Linked DNA regions of Homo sapiens: region 1 is linked to region 2. Evidence: chromatin contacts called from ENCODE Hi-C or POLR2A ChIA-PET data. All regions are on one chromosome and are shown on one strand. The core of a region is the stretch at or near the end of the contact, and the rest is flanking DNA. Distances in the headings are between cores, read along the strand shown. Region 1 has its middle 18 kb from the start of RHEB. Region 2 overlaps RHEB (Ras homolog, mTORC1 binding).

What was found. Hi-C counts contacts between places; a loop is a spot of excess contacts on that map. ChIA-PET counts read pairs that join two places held with the same protein, here RNA polymerase II (POLR2A). Pooled maps may share reads with other maps.
Region 1: a loop to region 2 is called in a pooled map, with 2.4 times the contacts of the local background. The contact joins two enhancer-like sites. A Hi-C loop is called at or near these places in 5 of 168 maps with a recorded cell type or tissue (B cell, PC-9, gastrocnemius medialis and 2 more), 5 of 37 single-sample maps with no recorded cell type and 6 of 50 pooled maps. POLR2A ChIA-PET finds 5 or more read pairs at or near these places in 12 of 52 experiments (A549, Caco-2, GM12878 and 8 more).

The regions. Positions count from the first base shown.
Region 1 is chr7:151,537,004-151,539,703 of GRCh38, reverse strand. No RefSeq gene overlaps it. Among named protein-coding and RNA genes, the nearest start is that of RHEB, 18 kb to the right of the region's middle. RefSeq lists a silencer at 395-595 and an enhancer at 629-768. Within about 2 kb of position 1,288, at least 7 of the 41 ENCODE cell types and tissues checked have a DNase peak (open chromatin) inside an H3K27ac peak, as active enhancers do.
Region 2 is chr7:151,471,550-151,474,249 of GRCh38, reverse strand. RHEB (Ras homolog, mTORC1 binding) reads left to right here. Exons shown (of 8, transcript NM_005614.4): 5 at 2,645-2,700. Among named protein-coding and RNA genes, the nearest start is that of CRYGN, 33 kb to the right of the region's middle. RefSeq lists an enhancer at 925-1,184 and a silencer at 2,405-2,454. Within about 2 kb of position 1,314, at least 5 of the 41 ENCODE cell types and tissues checked have a DNase peak (open chromatin) inside an H3K27ac peak, as active enhancers do.

The DNA.
Region 1 (2,700 bases), core at 39-2,538, 65 kb before region 2:
CACTTGGCCGAACTCACTCAGAGATTCTGAGAGCCCCTAGTGAGAACCAGTCAGTTTGATAAGCAAAGGCTTTGCTTGGTATCCTGGCTCCCTAGAAAAAGCTATAGTCTGGTTACCTTAGTGACAGGGTTGTACTGAAAAGAAACAGAGAACGGTCAGGCAGCTGCACAGCCAGCCTCCTGCACACAAACGTGCTTAGAACAGGAACCCTGTTGGGGATACAGCCCTGCTCTCCTGCTCTTTCTGCCATCACCCCAAGAACAGCAGTGGGCGGTGGTCGCTCCCCATCACTCCACTCCTCCGTGATCCCCGCATCCATGGTTGCTCTGTCTGCTTCGTGGCTTCTGCTGCCTCGTGGCTCTAGTCTCCCTGGGTGTCCTTCAGCCTCCACCCTGCTTCTGACTGCAGACTCTTGCATCTTATATTCAAATATCCTCTGGCTGAGCAAGCCAATCACCACACAGAATAGATGGCTCTTTTGAGCAGAGCTCTGAGTCGGCCACAGGCCAGCTTAGAAACTGGCTGCACTAGGGTCAGGTGCCCCTCTCTGACCCAATCAGCTGTGGACCAGGATCTCAGAGTCACATTGCACAGAACATGACAATCTGTGCAGCAGGAAAACCCCAGAGGGACCCTTAGGGCACAAAAAGCTTTCTAAAATTTCCCCAGAAAAAAAGCTGTATAACTAACCAGCAAGCACGGTGCTTGATCTCAGTTCCACTGGAAATAAAACTATCAATACAGACACAGTGTGCTCATTTAGTGGTCTATCTGTATCTTACATAGCTGGCAAGTTACTAATGAACTCCTGTATCTCAGCAAACACTAAGATAAAGCTACACTCCCAAATAAGGATTGGATATTTCATTTAAGAATGTATTTATTGCTGAGCTCAGTTCTCTGAGATAATCCATTCTTCCACCAGGGCATGAAGCTTATTTTCAAAAGTGTCCTGTTTGAATATTTTTACTGTTTAATATATGGCATATTGAATGGCAAATTTTCTTGAGCTATAGACAGTTGGCTAATTTTATGCTTGCATTAATCTTAACATTTGTAATCCTCATGGAAATTAACAGCTAAAATTTCTTATACATCAATTAAAGATGGCTTTTTTTCTTGTAGTTTATCTAGGCACATCACTTTTTCTTTTTTTTTAAAATATTCAACTCATTTTGTGAGTTCCCTGTTTGACCCTGACCCTGGTCGTGCTGACATCTGCTAACAATAGAGACTTTAAACCAAGCCTGGCTCTGCACAGTGCACCAGGAGACTTTTGTACGAGACGCTGAAGGCAGACTGCTTTCTTCCTCCAGCCAAGAGCTGCCTCTAATGCTTTTCATTGGTTCCTCTCCAGCTGGCTGTTCTCTCTTCTCTTAACAACTCAAGTTCTTTTTTCTTCTGGGTTACCTCTTTAAGGTCAAGTAGTAAAGACGCTGCCCATCTTCAGAGGTGCTGGGATTGGAACCCTTTTAATTCAGGGAAGCATTTGATATTCCTTTCATGTTTGTGTTGTGTTTGGTTTGCTTTAATTTCAAATGATTTATGTAGCTAATCTTTCCTCCATCAAAATCAAAGGAAAGTTGGTCTTTGCTGGGAAATAAAAACTTGAACAAAAGCCACATTAAAGAACAAGTAACAAGAAAGGAACTACTGTTATGAAAGAATTCAGGGGAAGGTAAATATCATAGAATAATTTGAAGACAAGTTGAAAGGAAACGTCATATTCAGTGTCATATCACATACTGTATGTCACACAGAGGACAGAATCAAACACTAAATCCAGTCCCAGAAGAGACGGAGACCAGGCAAGGGAGGGGGAAAGACCGCAGGCAGAACACCCCTCCCTGTGGGTGAGTGCCCTCTGTCTCCGAGTGGCCCTGAGGCATGGCAAAGTGGAGTGTCTTGTCCAAGGCTATGTAGATTCTAAATGGCAGAGCAGGAATTCGAACTCAGGGGCTCTGTTTCTAAACTGAAGTCACTTCCTTGGTGAGATGCCATTTCTGGAATAAAACTGGCATATCCGTCAGCTTTTCTTTTCTCCTAATGATTTAAGGCACAAACCTCTCTTGCTTAAAGTCTGAGAGTCTGAGCCAATTGTATATCTTGTCCTTGTGGTGAATACCATCCCCCTCCAAATTAGGCAAACAGCAAGATTGGCAATTAGTCATCAAATGTGCAAAAACCTTTTATAAAAAGATAGGGTTCTGGCTGGGTGCGGTGGCTCACGCCTTGGCCAACACTTTGGGAGGCCAAGCTGGGCGGATGGCTTGAGCCCAGGAGTTCAAGACCAGTCTGGGCAACACAGCGAAACCACGTTTCTACAAAATATTTTAAAATTAGCAGGGCATGATGGTGTGTGCCTGTAGTCTCAGCTGATGGGGGGCAGGTGCTGAGGCAGGAGGATTGCTTGAGTCTGGGAGGTCGAGGCTGCAGTGAGCCATGATTACACCACTGCACTCCAGCCTGGGTGACAGGGCAAGACCCTGCCTTAGAATAAAAAAAAGATAGGGTTCTGAAGAGATGTTGTTCCTCTTCTGAAATGTTTTATACGTTCAGACACGTTTACCCCACCTTGCCATTTTTCCAGGGACAGTTACCTACTTATCAATCCAGAGAGTATCAGGATCAGATGGACCAGTACAAGCGTCACAACATCATTAAAGAACAAGGTCAGAAACCCAACTTCTGAGACGGATA
Region 2 (2,700 bases), core at 65-2,564:
CTGAAATCATGCCATTGCACTTCAGCCTGAGCGACAAAGCAAGGCTGTGTCTCAAAAAAAAAACAAAAAAACAACACTGGTTAAAGGGAAAAAAAATCGGAAAGGTGATGTCAATCTCCAGTGTTTTGTTTTAAAGCATAAATATACATTCAGTCACTCATCTTGTGAAATTTTCAAATTGTCATCTTTGAATATGAGTTCACCCACTGCTGTTCAGTATGACTACATCCACGATTTGTCCATTATGACTTCTGGTTCGGTTTCTTCCGAGTGAGATGCTTGGGAAACAGTCTACACCTCAACTATTTAGATTGCTGTGATTTTCCCCACCAGTCTTTTTCAGTTGGTTTGGCACACCTTATTAAGGAGCACCGTTTTTAGTAGATCAACTCACAGTATTCAACTTCTAGTTTTCAGACAAACAAAACTCTGTCTACACATACTTCAAAAGTTTGCAACATAAATTATGACTATGATGAATTTAACTGGCATAAGTGGGTTTGGGAACAAATGGGGCTGTTTTAAATAATGCCTTTTTTTTCTAGTAGCTCGTAGTTTAATCAGCATTCTCAAATTTGAGACATGAGGGAGTATGAGAAGAGTGGTGTTTTGTTTTTTAGAAATCTGTATGCTGAATACACAAATATTTATGAATATCCAAGAAATACGTCAGTAAAACTTTCCGAATCAACCAGTTTGATTCAGAAAATCAGTGATCTCAAGAAATTTAGCCACTTAGAACAGTACACATTTATGATCTCACAGTTTTTGTGGGTCAGGAATCTGGGTGTGGCCTAGCTGTGTCCTCTGCTTCAGTCTCTCAGAGCCACAGTGTGGGTATCAGCAGGGGCTGCAGTCCCATCTGAAGGCTTGCCTGGGGGAAGATGTTTCCCAGCGTGTTCACGTGGCTCTTGACAGGGTTGAGTTTCTTGCAAGTTGTTGGACTGAGCTTCTTAGTTCCTTGCTGGCCGCTGGCCTGAGGCTGCCCTCTGCTCCTTGCCAGGTGCTTCACTTCATTGGGGCAGGTGCACAAGAGAGCCAGGGAATTTCCTGCATGACAAGCCACTGTCTTTTATAACCTAACCGCAAAAGGGACATTCCATCACCTTTGCCATATTCTGTTCATTAGACGCACGTCACTAGGTCCATGCAGGGAGATGACACACAGTGTGGCCACTAGGAGAGCAGGAGATCTGGGAGCCGGCTCCAAGCTGCCTGCCACACAGTCCTAGTTCTTTCAGCTGTTTCTCACGTGACAGGGTACTGTATTTTTGCCCAAGTGGCGACACTTTTAAAGATAGGCAAATACAGCATGCGGAGGAAACCGTGGTTCTGTAATGCAACCGCAGGTCCTTAGGACACCCATATCCCATTTGTTGACCCACAGCGAGCTTGTAGGGGGGTTAAATTTCATTTTTGTTTTTATCAAATGACAGCACACATCGTTTAAAATAGCACAGTGTGTAATTCATTCAACAAGCTAACTTATTCTGAAGCTTGTGATGCAATCATGAACAAAGCAGACAAATCCCTGCCCTTGCGGACCTATTATTTCTGGTGTGGGAGACAAACAGTAAAACGACACACATGCGAGATAGGATGTCTGTGACCATGCTGCCAAGAAAAATAAAGTACGGAAGGGGTAAGAAATGGAAAGGAAATTTGTCATTTAGGGTAAACAGAAGAGGTGTAAGAAGTGACATTTGAGGCTGGGTGTGGTGGCTCACGCCTGTAATCCCAGCACTTTGGGAGGCCGAGGCAGGCGGATCACGAGGTCAGAAGTTTGCGGCTTGAGAGTCACTGGGGCCGAGTAAAGATGGCCACCCATCAGAGGATGTTGAACCAGGCACCGTCCATCTGCTGCAGCAGAGTCCTCTGGTTGCTGTGCTGAGCAGGGGTGGCGGGGAAGGGTTGGGGCTGTGGAACTGATGCAGGCAGACTTGGGCCAGGAATTCACACCTCAGCGGCAGCAGTGGAGGGGAGTGAGAAGCCGTCAGATTCTAGGTAGGATTTGAAAGTAGAGCCAGTGATGTGCTGGCAGATGTTTGCATGGGTTTTTTGGGGGAGGGTGGAAAATGATTTGTGGCCATTTGCCAGCAGTCAGTGGTATAAATAATCCTGCTGTGGCAGATTTCAAGTGATCATTATGACATCTCAGATCCCCTTCCCGGTGAGAGCCACCTCCATCCTAGAGTCATCGGCTCATTGATCTGATTGAAAGCCAAGAGATACTGGCATCACCCAGAGAATGTATGTACCTAGGAAAGAACACAGGAGCAGGCTGAATGTACTAGGGCACTCTAGGAAAAGCTGTTCAAGTTGTAATGTAAACAGTTGGTTCTTTGCTGAATGAGTTGGGTGATTAAAATTTGCATTTATGTGGTTTCTCAGCCCAGTGGTAGGCTTTCCGTTTGAATGCCTTACCTGTTTCACTTTGAATATCCTCAGTCAGGGTTGCTGAGTGTCAGATGTATGCACATGTGAATGGATTGCTAGGAAAAAACAGGAGTTCTTTGTGTTCATTTTATGTTATGTTAAAATGGTGAGTCTGTGACATTTTACATTTTTCCAGCTGGCAACATAACATACATTTAAAAACTTCAACATTAAAATGGATGTCTAATTTATACTTTTTGTTTTATAGTTTTGAAGTGATTAAAGTTATCCATGGCAAATTGTTGGATATGGTGGGGAAAGTAC